Regions from separate parts of the Homo sapiens genome. Here region 1 is linked to region 2. The links are chromatin loops, found by intact Hi-C in ENCODE. Cell type or tissue: testis. All regions are shown on one strand. Links, peaks and the distances in the headings refer to the core of each region. The heading gives the core; the rest is flanking DNA.

Evidence for each region. Hi-C counts contacts between places; a loop is a spot of excess contacts. Peaks named below come from ENCODE experiments on the same cell type or tissue, not always from the same donor. Only the 100,000 strongest peaks of a DNase experiment are listed, where the experiment ranks them.
Region 1: it touches region 2 in a loop (2.7-fold over the local background); 2 of 110 quality-filtered maps call a loop at or near these places.

What each region holds. Positions count from the first base shown.
Region 1 is chr6:139,937,797-139,947,452 of GRCh38, forward strand. No RefSeq gene overlaps it. Among named protein-coding and RNA genes, the nearest start is that of LINC02941, 34 kb to the right of the region's middle. In testis, for the core only: no CTCF peak of the experiment used is centred there; a DNase peak (open chromatin) is centred at 4,213; H3K27ac peaks cover 3,492 bases.
Region 2 is chr6:139,890,006-139,899,661 of GRCh38, forward strand. No RefSeq gene overlaps it. Among named protein-coding and RNA genes, the nearest start is that of LINC02941, 81 kb to the right of the region's middle. RefSeq lists an enhancer at 1-627. In testis, for the core only: a CTCF peak has its summit at 5,587; a DNase peak (open chromatin) is centred at 4,466; H3K27ac peaks cover 715 bases.

The DNA of each region.
Region 1 (9,656 bases), core at 515-8,514, 47 kb after region 2:
TTTTTTGTTTCAGCTTATATCTGAATTTGACAATTTATTTTCTGATATTTGATATGAAATTTTCTCCTAAAATCAAACTTTCATGTAAATTCATATTAAAATATCTATATAAATTTAAGTAGGCAAAAAACTGGACACAATTTTATTTTAATTAAACTTTTAAAATTAAAATGCAATGCTACACTAGCTACCACTCATAAGCTAATGAGTGATTTTTAAATTAGTCTAATTATTCAGAGACAGCCATGGAGTGTTGTGCTGCTGAACTACAGTAATAATGACATGTGTCCATAGTTTGTTGTTGTGTCCATGGCAGGCATTTGTGAAATATCTATTCATCAGGCAATACTTAGTGAGAATGTGTTTAGCCATTATAAAAAGGTATATGCAAATGAGCGTCCCATGAGACTTTGCAACAAACATTTAATTAGCTATACAAAGAAACAGTTAAATATACAAACACATTACAGAAAATTGGCTAGCGTGTATTGTTAATTTGTGCACATAATTCCTAAATAGCACTGTTTAATAACATTTGTCTTTATCATATGCCTATTAATAGACATGTGTAATTTTACTTGAAAATTAATTTTGTTGTGTTTCTTCTATCTTCTCTTAATAAAAAATCATAAATATATTGAGTAACATAATTTGGATATTTTTAGCATTGCATTTTTAATTAAGGACAGTAAAATGTCAAAACTGAAGTATGGATTTATTAAGTTGATACAAAAAAGAGAAATTCATAGAGTAGTGTACATTACAGAGGTAGGTGTCAAACATTATTTACCATTGTATACAACACATAATACTAATCTATAGTTTTAAAATTGGTATATTTATTCTAAAATACTTGTGTTAAAGTTTGTAGTTTCTTCATTTGTCCCTAAACTAGACACACAATTCTTTATTTTAAATAAAAACTCATTAATGACATTTGTAGTTTGAGCTCCCGAATGTCAAGAAAATTCTTCTTTGTGAATCTAGATCTTTAATAAATACTTGCTTTATATTTTCTTGCTTTAAATCATAAAGATATTCTATAGGAATATATTCAGATTAACATTTAAATTTTTCTTTTGTGTCATCCTCACACATTTTTTATATGCTTTTTAAAAATCTACTTAAACTTTCATCATGACATTCTGTTTCTTATTCACATAATGAATGACATGAAGAGTTAACAAGGCATTACTGTGTATCTCATAACGTGATAATAGGATGCTTAAAAACACATTCAGAATAATCTTTTTTAAAGAATTTAAAGAGTAATCACAAGTTATAACAAGGACAGTAGTTCACAATTTCAAGCAAGTCTTCTCAATTTGAGTATTAACTCCCAGCTCAGTGGGAATCAGAAATACCTAGTTTTTAAAAAAATTAAACAAGAGTCATTTTATTTTTAGATAATCAAGAGGAGTTACTAGGTGTAGCAGCTGACCAGCCAGCTTTTCCAACACTATTTGCATCTCTGAAGCCCCCAAGGACAGAAAAGAGTCTTTTAATTGGTGAATCAACTTTAGTAGAAACATGCATCTAGGAAATGAGGCCTACACTGTTGTCTTCACACCAGGCAAACCAGCTCCTGTTGTCATGGTGATCTTCTATAGCATGCTAGAGCCAGTGATGTGGAAAACAAGATGGCTTCCCCATTTATTTAGCCTTAAAGAAAGTTGCAGATATTAGCACATGATTATTGAATTTAAAGTATTTTTAATACATCTATTAAGATATTAAAAAATTTACTTGGGATAAAATTTAGCTGTCTCCCAAACTTCTAAAATTATCTGTGAGCTTCAAGGTAAAGGAATTATTTTCTTTCTTTTAAATGTAAATGTCTTAAAACCCAGCTTTCCCATTGAGCTATGCTTCAAGGAGCAGGTCAGATTTCAGTTCATGTATGATTTCTATTTATTTTGGATTAGCATGAGGGTTATAGAATGACACATGTTATATGTAGGCTTTATTGTGTAAGAATAAGCTGCTTCAGCAATTTCATCGCTTGTAAAGGAGCTCTACATCTGAAAGAGACCCTGAGTTTTCAGATTGGAAGCCAATAAAGTAGGAAAAATGCAGAAAGGAAAGATCCTAGCGATCTAAAATTGGAAAGAAGCTTCTTGTCACTCATAGATGATTTTTCCATCTCCAGTTTAAAAATGGTATAGGCAATTTTTATTGAGTGACCTTTTAATAAACATTTGGACACAAAACAATCTTTCCATTTTGGGCTTCTCTACTCATTCATTCATCTTTTAACAAAACGGAACTGAGACAAATCTCTAAAATATTTTGTAAGTATTACAAGAGAGAGATGGAAGGATTAAGATGCGAATGCTTTACAATTAGTTAATTAATTATTTATATGAGATTTCTTCTATGAAAACAAGCACATGGAAAGCGATGAAGACAAAATTTTCTCCTAAATTACAATATATGTTTCTAAAGTTGATAGGAACTTTGAGTGATGCTCATATTATTTTGCAGAGTGCAGGTGCACAATAGTACATTTGTTGTTTGCTTTTCGATTACACTTTTAGGAAAGTGACAGCTAAATTTGATTTTATATATGTAGCTACCCTTCTATTAATTCATCATTTTGATGAATAGCTATAGCATTCAATAAAGCCATTAATATCAATGACTACTAAACTTCAGATGTAGCATTTTCCAAACTGTCTTTTGAGACACTTGTGTTTTGGACAATGTTAATATGTTTTCTGTCATCAAAGAGTTTTATAACCCAATTAGTTTGGAAAAAATTGCATTTTATCACCCTTTTGGTGATTCAAAATGAGTTTATGTATTAATGACACACAAAAGTTCTATAGTAAAGAGATCTGTTTAACCCACTGTTTCCAAAGGCTTTTGACCATGAATCCTCACCATCCCCCAACCCCACCACCCAGAAAACATTTAATTACATCTTGTGGCACGCTAGTGATTTTGGAAACATAACTGGGAACCGTGGTTTTAATAGAAGGGATTATTCTGATATTGTCAAGACTCTGATTTTGATTTTCTCAGATTCTGGTAATCTTTGTTTACATTTAGTTCCCACCCTGAACATGCATAAGCCTGATCACGAGGCTGATCACCAGGCTACTAGAGAATGTTTACGCTGCAAGTGTGAATGAAAGTTGTCTACCCTGAGGCTGTGCCCTGGTCTGAAGCACTGAATGCTCACTTTCCACCCCGTTTCATCATTTTTTCTTAACAAATTCCCTGGCAGAAGTGGTGACAATGTTTTGTTAAGAAAAAATAAAAAAGAGGCTTGGTGATATTTTGGCCAACATATTTTTCTTTCAGCATCTCGAGCTATAATTACTGTGTTGTTCCTGGGCAGAGTAAACTATATAGAGATAGAAGGTTCTATTAGGGGTACAAGGCTGTGGAAATTCCTCTTAAAGAGGAAGTGAGCAATAATTTACATACATTTATAGAGTAGTGCCCTCTTATCTGCAGTTTTGCTTTCCATGGTTTCAGTTACTCACGGTCAACTGCAGTCTGAAAATATTACATGGAAAGTTACAAAAATATTGCCTAAGTCTTAAATTGCGTGTCATTCTGAGACACGGGATGAAATCTCTTGCTGTTTTCCTTGGTTCCTCTTGGGAATTATATCTTCCCTTTGTCTAAACCAGTAATCAACAACAACAACAACAACAACAACACACACACACACACACACAACCAGCAGAGTCTTCATAGGACAGGATAAACCTAGGAAGCTATAGACACCATCACTTAGTAGTCATTTGGGTTATCAGACTGTTGCAACATCCCAGTGCTGTGTTTGTCACCTTTATTTTACTTAATAATGGCCCCAAAGTGAAAGAGTAATGATACTGGCCATTGAGACATGCCAAAGAGAAGCCAAAGAGAAGTGCTTCTTTTAAGTGAAAAGACAAAAGTTTTTTGACTTAGTTACAAAAAAAAATTGGCATGCCAAGGTTGCTAAGATCTATAGTGAGAACAAATCTTCTATCTGTGAAATTATGAAGAAGAATAAAAGAAAAATATTTGTACTAGTTTTGCTGTCCCACCTCAAACTGGAAGGGTCCGGAAAAGGAGTGTGCTAAATGCTTAGTTAAGGATTAAAAGAATTAAAATTAAATTTGTGCTTGGAAGACATGCATGGAAGACATGTCAATTAGAACAGAAAACATGTTCTAATTGACAGCCTATTCTCTGTAGTCTCCAGCATCCACTGGAGCTCTGGGAACATATTCTCCCAAGATAAGGGAGGACTACTTCGTGTGTGTTGTAACAATGTTACAATAAGCTAATACAATGACACAGTATTAAAGTTGAAATATTTTGTAGGAAGTTTATGGGCATGTAACAAGATGTGAACACTTGGAATTGCAAAGAATTATAATGTATTGAGAACAAATATAGCTTTGCTTCCACGACATAGGATTTTACCATCCTACAAAGATTCTGCTTCTTGTGTATGTTTATGTGCTGTTATTGTTGTTAATTACTAGGTTCAGATGAGGAATAGTTGTACCCTTAGACGAAATGACCTTGGATGTATATCTTTTTTGCTGCTTTAAAAAAGTAGAAGATGAAACAACAGTTAATTTTCTCTTGGTCTTTTTTGACGTACATTTAAAACAAAATCCCTTTCAGCCTTTATTTTTTCAGAATTCTTGCATAAGTGGAATCCTCAGACACAGCTGTTTGGGCTCACCCTTGCTGATTTGGGAGGCAAGTTAATTCTTTGAAGACATTCTGCTGATGTTAGGGGAACAGAGCTCAAGTCATTTGGGCAGAGGAGATGAGAGATACCGAATTAGATTACTTGATAGGTCCGAGGACTCTCCTTTTCCTCATATGACTTGTAAGCATTGAAACATTTATAGAGCACAAAGGACAGAGGGACGATGAAAAGCCTAAGATGATGAGATACATAAAACGGTGAGAAGAAATTCACTCAGGGAAGTAGAGAGAAAGGCCAAAGTAAAATTAGCAAGCATGTGAAGGGGACAAAGTGTGAGGAAAGATAGACAGAGAGGGATAATGGTTCACAGACAGGAAGATGAGTGTTTGCCGAGACAAATATGGGCTTCAATGGGTAAAGGAGTTTTCTGAGTTTTTGTAGTGATTTTTCCCCCCGCGAGATCAGCAGAGGCCTGGCACAAAGGTTTCAATTTACTGTGCAAAGGCCACTGTCACTTCCTAGCTTTTGCCCTGGCATTTGCCACCTTCCCTGTGGGAGTTGTCAGCTCAGGTAATGCCTACTGAATATCCTAATTACTGTCATTTTATCCGTGGCTCACTTTAGGGTCCAGGAGAAACAATATGGAAACCAGTAAAGCTTTTTTTCAACATGTAGGCAGAACCTGCCTGCCCTTATGTAAAAGTCACTCAAGCAGTACTTCATGCATTGTTACATGTTCTCACCAAATTACTGTTTCTTTGATTTTGGCTTTAAGTTCTCTACTTTCAGTAGCATCACTGCCTTTATCATATTCTGAATCTTTATAGCTTCTCCATCATTTATTTCTCCTAAATTTCCGTATAGATAAAGCAGTCTTCTAAAGCGATGTTTACTATGGCTATAGATGAATAGCCCCCTTTTCTGTTAAATGAGCTGAAGTAAAGGAGAAAAAAAATGAAAATTTCCCTTCTATTTCCATTAACAAATGAACTTGCAGCAAGTCTGAGTGTTGAGTTTAAAAAAAAAAAAAAAAAAAAACATTTCCCCCTTTCCCCAAGTAACTCAATGTTTTTCCAGCAGTGAGGAAAATGAGTTATGCACACAACTGTTCAAAGTTACCTCATCACATCAGAATCAGAAGGGGGTGGGGAAAGGAATTATTTTGCTGTGAATAACCAGGAAGTGCATTTTTGCAGGCAACAGTTCAGGATGAAAACTATAACTGCAAATTAGTTGGTTTTAGAAAAAATGTAAAAAAGAAAATGTTGAGTTACTTGTAGAGATAAGGTTGTAACTGTGTTAGGTCTATTTAAAACAAGTTGAAAATATTGCTTTTTTTATAAATTTGTTTTTCTCCAGATTATATCCATAAATTATTTCTTGAATCCAGTACATAGAAAATAACTGACTACTGATTTTTATGAAATCTACCAATTACATTCTTTAATTACTTTGTTTTACTCCTCCCCCTGATTTCTGAACACAAAGAATATTTATTTTGCCTTTTAGATTCACTTCTAGTTTAACTGCTTGCTTCATGATGCCCTAACAGACTTAAAGTGTGACTGTTGACTCAGCTTCACCTGAACCGAACATCCAACTATAGGTGTAATTAAAAATGTTGAATGGCATCAAGTCAAATTGGGAAAAATTATTCAGTTTATGGCAGAGGGAAGTAAAAACCCTCTTAGGAAAATAGGTAAACTTCAAAACCAGTCCCTTAGACTTCAATTCAGAGAAGGGTGTTTTTCAAACCTTTTAATTTCACTCGAATGCCTTGTATGTCAATGAAACGTGATATTCTTTTTAAGAGCATTAGGTTGAATATAAAGAAACTTTTAAACTCTCCAGGGAGTCCTTTCATTAGGGGTTCTTTTTACAACATCTGGCTAGTGATTTCTAACAGGCTGAAATTAGTGTCTTTTTCTTTTCAATTTTCTATGCTAAAACTATTAGGAAGATTGCCTGTGGTCTAGAAAACTAAACAAAACCCATACTACACGTCCTTCTTAATATGTCCTTTGTCATACATGTGGAATATAAGGGCAATTTTTATGCCCTGAAAAAATTTGAATGTCAAACTGCAAGCAGCCCTCTCCAGGCTGGCCAGGATACGGGGCTATGAACTAATCCCAGAGCTCTGCCCAGTAGGGGCATTTTTTTTTTTTTTTTTAAATAGATGCGGTCTCTCTCTGTTGCCCAGGCTGGAGTGCAGTGGTGCAATCTTGGCTCACTGCAGCCTCCACCTTCTGGGTTCAAGTGATCCTCCTGCCTCAGCCTCCCGAGTAGCTGGGACTACTGACATGCACCACCACACCTGGCTAATTATTGTATTTTTAGTAGAGATGGGATTTCACCTGTTGGCCAGGCTGGTCTTGAACTCCTGACCTCCAGTCATCCACCTGCCTTGGCCTCCCAAAGTGCTGGGATTACAGGTGTGAGCCACTGTGCCCGGCCAATTATGTAACGGTATTAAAGTCTACTTTCTTAGAGGATTTCTATCTAAGGTCTACAAAGATGTAGGTAGAAAGGTTGACAGAGAGCTACAGAAAGAGTAGGCAGCAGAGGGCACGGGGCAAAAGACAACAGAAGTATTCAGTAGTCAGAATAGTCTCTTTTACCAGAGAGAGGTTAGGAAGCTGTGGCAGAAAGAGGAAAAACAGAAGTAGGAGGAAAAGAATAGATAAGTCCGTATAATAATGAATCATTGGAATACAGAACAATGGGAAGTATTATAAGATACATGCTTGCTACATCTCCCAAGCTCCTTTGCAGTGAGGTATGGGTCAGATGAATACATTTTAGCCAGTTGAATCTAAACAGAAATGTCACAAGGCAACCTCTGGGGAGCTTCCTTGTAAGACAGCATGTTTAGAGTGTTAGCCTCTTCTTTCTTATGTCTTTCCCTAGCCCAGCTACCTAGATTGTAGATACTGTCATTTGGACCATGCTTGATTTGGATGGTAAGAAATAAGGAGTGTGAGTTCCTTACACTGAGGAATATTACACCAGCTTTGGATCACCTGTCAAGATATTTATTTGAGAGAGTCCTAAAATTCTATTTTGTTTACATCACTGCTCCTATCCCCCACCTCTACTCTGATTCTTTCATGTGCCCACTCCTAATTGTAAGTAATATATGTGGTTGAAGAACTGTCTAGGAAACACTACGTTTGAATAAGAGAGGACACATACAGATTTTGAGTTATTTAATGAAGATATTCCTAAACAAAAAAGATTGAAAAATAAAATAAAATGCATCTTCTTATCCCTGGAAGTACTCAAATAAAGACTTCATGTCAACTGATGAGTCGTGTTAGAGAAGAAATGCTAGTATTTTTTTTTTTTTTTTTTTTTTTTGAGATGGAGTCTCACTCTGTCACCCAGGCTGGAGTGCAGTGGCGCTGTCTCGGCTCACTGCAAGCTCCACCTCCAGGGTTAACTCCATTCTCCTGCCTCAGCCTCACAAGTAGCTGGGACTACAGGTGCCCGCCACCACGCCCGGCTATTTTTTTTAATTTTTAGTAGAGATGGGGTTTCACCGTGTTAGCCAGGATGGTCTCGATCTCCTGACCTCATGATCCACCTGCCTCGGCCTCCCAAAGTGCTGGGATTACAGGCGTGAGCCACCAAGCCTGGCCAAGAAATGCTAGCATTTTATGAGGATATTGGACTAGACAATTACTCTGTGAATTTTCTATTGTAATACAAATGATTGTAGTTGATGGATAAATTGAGGTGTCTGCATTACTTGCTGTCTATTATAAGAATATTATAACAGAACTTTTTTAATGATGAAGGATGTCTATGGTCACTTCTTATAAATAGTTGACCATGTCTTTACCACATGACTAACTCTCTTTGATTATGCAGTTTAGATGGGTGGGCTCCCAGTCCAATTTTTCCCCAAGAAATTAGAAACCAGACAAAGATGTCAACTATTTCCATGTTATCCAACATCCTAACGAGATCCTATGCAGTGTAATAAGGCAAGAAAAAATATAAATAAGGACTGTAAAGGGAGACATAAAATGTAATTTTTACATGATTGTGCACATAGGAAGTCCAGAATAATGCACAGCATAATAATCAACGTGATAACAACAAAAGAAATAGTGATAAAGAGAAGATCTTGAAAACAGTAAGAGAAGGGGACATACTACCTTTAGGGGGAATAAAGATAAGAATAGCCAACCATTCTTATCAGAAACAATGTAAGCAAGAGACAATAGAAGGACAGTTAAAACTCTACAAATCTATATGCAGAATTTTGAAAATATTTTTCAAAATTTAAGGATACTTAAAGATTGTTATAGAACACAAGAACTGAGAGAATTCATTTCCCATAAACCTGTGCTACAAAAAAATGTTAATATTAGCTTTTCAGGAAGAATAAAAATAATGCCAGGTGGAAACTTGGGGCCAGAAAATTTAATTTTAAAATGTCATAAATGGAAAATATGAAAGACAGTTCCCCCCTCATGTTAAAAATGTTAAGGGATAATCAATTATTTAAAGTAAGAAATAAAAGCAAGGTATTTTGGGATTTGTAAAATATGTACAAGTGAATGGTATTAAAAATAGTACAAAGAATGGGAGGAAAGAAATAAAGAGGATACTTATATTGTAAGTGAAGTGATACATATTATTTGAAGGTAAATGATGAGAAGTAAAAGATGCATACTTTAAATCTTAGAAGAATCATGAGAACAATAACAACAACAAACCCAAAGAAATAAACTCACAATCCAATAGTGGAGATGAACTGGAATATTAAAAAGTATACAATCCAAACGGCCGGGAACAAGAAAAGAAGGAAGAAAAATAGAATATATAGATAAAACCTTACAAAATAGTCACCATACTGTGACTTACATAAAATGCAAAAGATGGCCGGGCGCGGTGGCTCATGCCTGTAATCCCAGCACTTTGGGAGGCCGAGGTAGGCAGATCACAAGGTGAGGAGATCGAGACCGTCCTGGCTAACAGGGTG
Region 2 (9,656 bases), core at 1,017-9,016:
TCTCTTTCTCTTTTGTTTTATCTTTGTATTTTTTTAAATGCCTAACACTTTCTTACTTCTTACTTGTTTTATTTTTTTACTTACGAACACCTGATTAATTCAGGAGACTCTTCTCTAAATTAGAAAAACTTTCAAAAACCAGATTATTTTCTGGGAATACAATTTTCTTTTTTACCCCTGTTCTTTTCTCTTGTTTGCAGTTAACCATGTCATTGTTAACATATAAACAGTTTGGAAAGAATTATTTGCACCACATTTAAGAGAGAGCAGATTGTTAACCATAATATATAAAGAACTCTCACAAATGAATATTTTAGAAAAACATACAAAAATCCAATGACAAAAGGAGGCAAAGGTTATAAATAAATAATTCAGAGATGAAGTGCAATAGGTAACAAACATATAAAAAAAGTCATTCTTACCGATAAACTGTATTAAATGGAGATTGAAAATAAAATCCTCATCATATTGACAAAAATTATAAAAGATGGATAATATCCAGTGTTGGCAAAAATATGGAGAACAGAGTAATGGTATAATTTTGTTAGTGCTTTATTTTTAATCAACTTGACAACATCTATCAAAATGTAAAATTGTATACTTTTTCATCTGTTAATGCCTTTTCCAAAAATTTATTCTATGAAAAACTCAGATATGAGCATCAATAACTTTTCAGTATCTTTTTTCCTCTTTCAAGATTATTTATAAAGAAAAATTAACCAATGAAAGTGATGTTACATTTACAACATGGAATACTATATAGCAGTTAATGAGAATGATGTCCTAACGTAGAAATGTTCTATATAATACATTGAATTCAGAATGAAAAATATGCATTGAATGATCTCAGGCTGGGTGCGGTGATATAATTCCAGCACTTTGGGAGGCTGAGGTGGGCAGATCACCTGAGGTTGGGAGTTTGAGACCGGCCTGACCAACTTGGAGAAACCCTGTCTCTACTAAAAATACAAAATTAGCTGGGTGTGGTGGCACATGCCTGTAATCCCAGCTACTTGGGAGGCTGAGACAGGAGAATCACTTAAACCTGGGAAGCGGAGGTTGCGGTGAGCCGAGATGGTGCCATTACACTCCAGCCTGGGCAACAAGAGCGAAACTCCATCTCAAGAAAAAAAAAAATCTCATAGATGTAAAAGAAAAGGAAAAAACAAACAAACAAACAAAAAAGACCTCTAAACCTGTGTGTAAAAGTAAAACAAATATCTGGGAAGGTAACACCAAACTGCCACACAGTTAACTCTGAGGAGAGACTGGATTGCAGCATAATAAAATGAAGGAATTACTAACTTGTTCTAGATTTTTACAGTTACGTTTTATTTTGGTAACACAAACCAATGAAAAGAATGTACTTTCAAGTGCACAGCTTAATTCAAATTAAGCTAAAGGGAATGTTTGCTAATAGTGGTCTGCAGGAAGTAAGCTTTAATGAATGAATGAGAACATTGTGTTACTTGTGACTAGATCATCATATAAAGGTAGTTCTGCTATAGTGCTTGTCAATAAGATTGATATATTAGTAATTAAGTGCAGCATAACACAATGTTGTGTTATGTATGATTTCATCCATGTGTGGTTCCTCATCTATGACTTCATCCACGAGAAATACTAGGTAAGTGCAAACAACTGGACCCAGCTCGGTTGAGTCACAAGAAAAATGCAAAATGTACACACACATCTCAAGCATCTACCATCTGTATCAGTTTACCACGTGGATTATGAGTTGCATCCATCCACATCTGTTGTTATAGCTTTCATCTGATTCTAGACAACCCTCCTTTACTACTTCACGATAACTCAAAACTAAAACTCCTGACATTCATTTTCACAAGCAAATGTCAAGTTTTTCTTCAAAATCAAGTGCTGTATTTATTGAGGTATGTATGTATTAGTTAACTGTTTAATACATGTAAAGTCATGCTACTGTTTTTATTAGGTTCCTATATTATGTTTAATTTGTTGTTGACAAACTCTTTGAGTATTGTATCTTAACACGATTTTTCCCAGAACCTCTGGCTTTTATTGCACGATTTCACATAGGATGGCACTTTTAAGGAATACATATGCATTATCGTAGAACTGATTGTACTCAATATATAACAAACCAGTAAACTTTGGAGCTTTTCACTCTGCAGTGATGGGAGTCAATGAATGGCATTTATTGAAGAGAATTATCAGTAGGTTCTCATGTTTCTGCCCATCTCGTGAGAAAAGTGGCTTTCTTCTAGAATATATTTTCAAGGATATTTGTACAGCAAACAGCTTTGGAAATTAGAGACAGTATCTCCTGTTGGAATAAAGGGCAGATTTGTTTACAGCCTTGCATGAGGAAGTATTTCTCCCCCAGAACAATGAGCAGGTATGCTTACTGTCCAGTATAAGACATTCAGTTCTCCAAGTTCAGGATTTTTCTCATGGTGCATTCAGGTGTCACTTGATGCTGTTTGTATCACCCCATGGGAACTAAGTCTTGGAGAATGAGTAAAAAAATGACATTTCTAGGGCCGGGTGCGGTGGCTCATGTCTGTAATCCCAGCACTTTGGGAGGCCACGAGGCAGATCACGAGGTCAGGAGATCAAGACCATCCTGGCTAATATGGTGAAACCCCGTCTCTATTAAAAATACAAAAAAAAAAAAAAATCAGCCGGGCATGGTGGCGGGCGCCTGTAGTCCCAGCTACTCAGGAGGCTGAGGCAGGAGGATGGTGTGAACCCAGGAGGCGGAGCTTGCAATAAGCTGAGATGGTGCCCCTGCACTCCAGGCTGGGCAACAGAGCGAGACCCTATCTCAAAAAAAAAAAAAAACAAAAACAAAAAAAACAAACATTTCTCTGGCTACTACTGTTGCTATGAATAATAAACTTTCTTTTGTTTTTCATTCATGAGTCTTATGTCTCTTGCCAGAATTAATGAAACTGTGGCAGACCAATAGGTTGACTTGCAAATAAAGTAGAATCTCAGACCCTTCACATTTCTTGAACAACGTTCTGCATGGTATCATGGTATTACACAGGTGTCTCCATAAAATCATTGGTCAATATATTTCAGAACCCTCATGCAAAGATGACAATCATTAAATACCCTCTTGTTTTTCATGTTTAAGGATAATGCATTCAATAAAAGATAACAAAAGGGTGCACTGAAGTACTTGAACTGAGCAGTGGTATGGAGAATATTTCTAGTTTTCATTTTACTTCATTGAATGAACAACTCTGTGCTCATGTTACCTAAAATGAGAGTTAATTAGGTTATATGTTTTGCTATATGTAATGGGCTATCTTTGAAATTCTTGGAAATAACTTATTCACTGAAGTGTAAATAATTCTGCTACAGTTTCATTGATTTGATCAAATGATATATATTAAGTTTCTGTCCTATACAAAGCTCTGTGAGGGATACAAAAATGACTAAGTACTTTCTGTGCTTTCAAAGTGTGCATTCTAATATGGGAGATGAAATAAAAGGAAACATAAACATTATGCAAGGCGGGAAATGTTAACTACGGCATCATAGGAACCAATAAAGGATTACCGATGTTCTGAAGGGAGAAAGATGGAGGAAGACTTCAGGAGAAGGACTTTTAAGGAGAGCATTTGAAGAGTGGGAAATTATGTGGAGGCAGGAAAGTTAATGAGCTAGTGGAAGAAAGGCCTGGAAAGAGGAATTGGGACCAAATTCCCAGACACAAAGGATCAAGAATGGTTAAGAATACTTATTTCATTTATCCTAAGATAGACGTTTTTAAAATTGGAGCATCTCTGTAATGCAATTAATAACCTACAGTATTTTACAATCTCTGACATTTTTCAATTTCTCTAAGTCAGGTGACAGTCATTCCAGAGTGGTACAAAAAATTTTTTTGACAATTTCTGATAAGATCAAGGACAGGCCAGAAGGAATCCACTTTAGATTAATGTGACTATATTAATATCATTGAAGGGTAGAAATATAAAACCTTGAGAGTGACCTTTAGAATTTTTGGGACTATCTCCTGGCTAACATACCTAAATAAAAACAAACATAATATTTGCCAAGTATTAAATTACCACTGTTTGCTAGCCTTGTCTTAGAATTTAAGCCATTGCCATATTTAGTTCTCACAAAATTCTTGAGACAGAGATCAGCTCATTCTTAAGGCTAAGGAAAGAGGTCAAGAAAAGTTTTAAGTAGTGCAAGGTTAGAGACCTAGTAAGTAAAACTTGAATCTCGATAGTTTTAGGATTTAATTCCAGTTCTTGCTTACTCTCACAACTATTCTGTTAATTATGCAATTTCTTTTATAGCACATCTTTGCTCTAAAAGCTTCTCCCACTTTAATTAATATTAGTGATGCAGTATTTTTCTTGACCCCTTCATCGGACTTGCAACAGGGCTATCCTGTGTACTTGGCCTGCTGCTCTCAACCCCTTGAGGGAGGGAGAACGTGAGCAAGCAAGTATGGGATCCAGCTGGCTGCTTCGGGTGCTGTCAGGAGCAGGCTCTGTGCGGGCCCAGCGGCAGCAACCCGATGGGGATGACTGTGACGCCTGAAGCTCCAGAGGGCATGTTACAATGCTCTCTTAGTTCCACCGTCCATGGACAGTGGTATGTTATCAGTTCAGTGGGCCTTTTGCCTCATTGCATGGGGTAGATGCCTTCCACCAGCAAGGGCAAAGGGCCAGTATGACAGCCTTTTTTTGGGTACCCTTACTCGGTAAGTCCTGAGCTCTTGTCCATCATCCAAGAAGAATGAGGTCGCCTGGACACTTGAAAGATGGTGAAGGGAGAGAATTTTATTAACAGATGGAAATGGTTCTCATTGGGGAGGGGAATGGTGAGGGGACGGGATGAGCAAGTAATCTTTCCCCAAAGTCTGGCCGTCTCTGGCCAGCTCTTCCTTGAATTCATTGTTTCTCCAAAGTTAATCCATCTCTCCTCTGAAATCCAGCCATCTCCCTGAAGTCAAGTTACCTCTCTCCAGTCAGGCTGCTTCTCTCTCTCTACCAGCTGAGCCTGGGGTCTTTATAGGCACAGGATGGGGGCGGGGGTGGGGCAGGCTGTAGGTAGTTTTGGAAAAGGCAACACTTGATTGATAAAAAGACATTATTCAGAAAGAATCAATTGGGAGAGTGCAGGCAAACAGGGATAGAAGTTGTCACTTAGGGCCATGGGTTTCAGTCTTTTTAGGTCAAAGGTGGGGTTTTGCCAGGGACCAGCCCCTGTCTACCTAGAATTTATCTGCCTCCTGCCTCTATCATTAGTAATATATTTTAAAATCTACAAGTAATTTTACAACTACTTATATTTTCTGCATTCTTTTCAATTAATACATAAGAGAGATGAGACCCAGAGAGGTTGAGTGATTTGTACAAAGTCACACAGCAAGGCAATACAGTGTACAAGGTTCCTATATAGCTTGAATATCCAATGCTAAGCAATCTGAGAAACACTATCACGCATGTTGCATGACAAGCTTGGTCATTTATTGGCAGATTTAATTGTTGAATTTTCACTGGTGTTCTAAGAAAGTTCTGCTTGTAGATTTTACAAACCCAAAACACTCCATCCCTCACATTTCTTTTTCACTCCCTCTAGTGTTTAAAATACATTGTGCATTTGCTTTTCCATCATTACTTTTTGTCCTACATCAATGAACCCTTGGATTTGATTGTCCCAGACTGACCTTACCTGAAAGCTTTGTTTTTAATTTACAGCTTTTATAGCTTGAATGTGAACTTTGCTAAAAAATTGATGAACCTGAATGTGAAGTGAGATGACTTATATTGGCATATTGGAGGAAAATAACTTATTAAAAGCCAGTGAGATAAACCCAAATTGCATTGAGTCAAGATGTTGGATTAAAATTTTTTCACGTGGGCTGGGTGTGGTGGCTCACACCTGTAATCCCAGCACTTTGGGAGGCTGAAGCGGGCGGATCATGAGGTCAGGAGATCGAGACCATCCTGGCTAACACGGTGACACCCTGTCTCTACTAAAAATACAAAAAAATTAGCCGGGCATGGTGGCGGGCGCATGTAGTCCCAGCTACTCAGGAGGCTGAGGCAGGAGAATGGCGGGGCTTGCGGTGAGCCAAGATCGCGCCACTGCACTCCAGCTAGGGTGACAGAGTGAGACTCCATCTCAAAAAATAAAACAAAAAAAGAAAAAAGAAAAATGTTTTCACATGGGTGAAATAGCCAACATGGGACAGTGTGTTAGAGAGTTTCAAGTCAGTAAACACTTAGAATTTTATTTGTTAAAATATTCTTTTGTGATTAGGGCTCTTTAACGCAAATATTGCTTTAACTCAAATATTGCTTTCCTAGCTAAGTTTTTATTTAATTTTGTATTAAAATAATAAAATCTTGAAATCTGTGGGCTTCATATGAAAAAATCAGAAAGGATACATGCTTCTGACTCCGTTCTCTGAGTTTGACTTAATTTGCTGTGTTGGATTATGAATTGGATTGCTTTGAGTGGTTATGAACATTTAACAGTTCACCCCAGACTTAAACCATGTGTTATTTTCTTAATCTCCAAATTATATGCTAGTTTAGGATATTCATTTGAGACTTATTTAACATGAATAAACTAGGCCCATTTTATATCTTGGAGGAATTAAATTTTGGATTAGTTGAGTAATAATCAACATTATTAGAACTAGTCATGATGGAACCCAACATATGTGAGGGAATGTATACAGTACAATAGCATGAGCATGAAATATCCAGCTGATTCATAATAATAGTCCTAAAAATTCTCAGTAAAAATTGATAAACCAGTGAGGTTTTTTGACATTGAAATTCCACTAACAGTGCTTTAATATCTAAGTAGATAAGCCAAGCATGCCCTTTCTTACAGGAACTAAAAATATTGAGACATATTTTAGTAAAGTCAGATTCTTTGTGAGGAGTTGGGTTGATCTATATGTGTTAGCTGCATATATTTTAGATTTAATAGAGAAAGTTTATCATATTCATTATCACTCTCAGTTTTGGCACCTGATAAAAATAAAAAATTAAGTTTTAAAACATTATATACACATTTAAGTATACATAAATGGGATGTAATATATGAGATGTTATATGATAATATTATTTCAAATCAATCTTCCCTTCAATTTTCTTTTACACTTTTGGGAACCTAATTTTAGATCTCCTGTGGAACACTGGCATGTCAAGGATGACTGACAGTGGTTCAGTTTGCATGGGAACCCAATGGGTCCTCACACAGATTTCCTGGCTGATTGGATGAAGGTGCTTCTCAAAAAAAATAATAATAAAAATAATAATGATAAGTGTTTCTTCAACCTCTAAATATTTCCCTGTAGGGGCAGGAAAGTTAACAAGGGATCGTAGTTTTCTGACTTGGCCCTGTCAACTTCCAACTCCCCACATAACCACTACATAAACTCATCCAGTAAGCGAAGCTCCATTTATTAGACTTACAGCAGTATAGGGAAATCACCAAAGTCAAAGTTAAATATCAAATTAAAGTTCAGAGCTAGAAAGTGGCAGGTAAAAATCCAGAACCTTAAAACAGCTAAAAGGAAAGAAAATTGCTGAGAAAATTAAAAATAAGACATGCAGATTAGAGTGTGACCAGCCATGGGTCTTGTTGGTGGGTCTGGCATAGAAGCTATTTACAGTAATCGTTATCCAAAATTTTTGAGTGGAAGCTTTCTTTTCCCAAATGTCATATGCTTTTGGAAGATTCCTAACAATGTTTCATCATCAATGATAATGGTTGCCTTTTTAATTGAGAAAGATGGCTGAAAGAACCCACACCTTAGACTTTTACTTTTGTGTTAGTTGTTCACAGTACCTGATATGCCTTTGTCAGATAAATAAATTTTCTTCTCATGAATATTTTTCATTGACAATATGCTGTTAAATTTGTCATTTAAAATTATGTATAAGCCTTTGAATTAATGTTCATATATTTTGTGTATGTAATATATATATTTATAGGTATTTATATATTTTTATGTATTGCTAAGACATACATACATCCATGCAAAGAGAAGATAAAGTTGAAGCTTTTAATCTTATCTTTTAAATGTAATTAACTTAATCGCTTATATATTATCAATATGCATGTATTATTTTTACATTACCATTTTAATAAACTGAAAAAAATTCCCTTAATGAACTTTCAAACCATATTTATTATCTTGCATACATGTTCCTCTTTCTCTGTAATCATTTATATTAATTATAACCTGTAACTAAAGGAGCTCACTTTTGGTTTTGTGGATAATTGAAAAAACTAGAAGGTAGTACATAAAAAATTATCTAGATATTTTTTCATGAGCACTTATTTTATACAGTATTAACACATTTTAAGATGACAAGATAAGCATATGCAAAATATAATTTAAAGGGATTCGCATATCTTGTTTAATAGAAACCAATTCCGTGTATAAAAGTAAGAAAAAAGAGTTATTTAAGGAAAGTTTAATGACCAATGTTTTTACCATTTTTCTTTGTTCTTCTTTTCAAAGACATTCAAATTTGTTAACCTTTATTTGATGATTATCTATTAAAGGTTTTTTTAATGTGTGAATTTTTTTAATAAAACTTTTATTTTAGGTTCAGAGGTACATGTGTAGGTTTGCTATATAGGTAAACTCATGTCATGGGGCGTTTATTGTACAGATTATCTCATCATCCAGGTATTAAGCCCAGTACCAAATTGTTACTTTTTCTGATCCTCTCTCTCCTCCCACCCTCCACCCTCAAGTAGGTGCCAATGTCTGTTGTTCCCCTTTGTGTCCATGATTTCTCATCATTTAGCTCCCACTTTAAATCAAGACATGCAGTATTTAAGTTTCTGTTCCTGTGTTAGTTTGTTAAGGATAATGGCCTCCAGCTCCATCCATGTTCCAATAGAAGGCATGATCATGTTCTTTTTATGGCTGAGTAGTATTCCATGGTGTATATGTATCACATTTTCTTTATCTAATCTGTCATTGATGGACTTTTAGGTTGACATCCATGTCTTTGCTATTGTGAATAGTGCTGCAATAAACATTCATGTGCGTGCATGTGTCTTTATGGTAGAATGATTTATATTCCTCTGGGTACATACCCAGTAATGGGATTACTGGGTTGAATGAGAGTTCTGTTTTTAGCTCTTTAAGGAATCGTTACACTGCTTTCCACAATGGTTGAACTAATTTACACTCCCACCAACAGTGTGTAAGTGTACCCTTTTCTCTGCAACCTCACCAGCATCTGTTATTTTTAAAATTTTTAGTAGCCATTCTGACTGGTGTGAGATGGTATCTGATTATGGTTTTGATTTGCATTTCTCTAATGATCAGTGATATTGAGCTTTTGTTCATATGCTTGTTGGCCACATGCAGGTTTTCTTTCGAAAAGTGTTCATGTCCTCTGCCTACTTTTTAATGGGGTGTTTTTTCTTGTACATTTGTTTAAGTTCCTTGTAGATGCCAGAAATTAGACCTTTATCAGATGCATAATTTGCAAAAATGTTCTCTCATTTTGTAGGTTGTCTGTGTACTCTGTTGATAGTTTATTTTGCTGTGTAGAAGCTCGTTAGTTTAATTAGGTCCTATTTGTCAATTTTTGCTCTTGTTTATGTTGCTTTTCAAGACCGATTTTGAAATCTTCAACAGCAATCATGATGGCATCTTCATC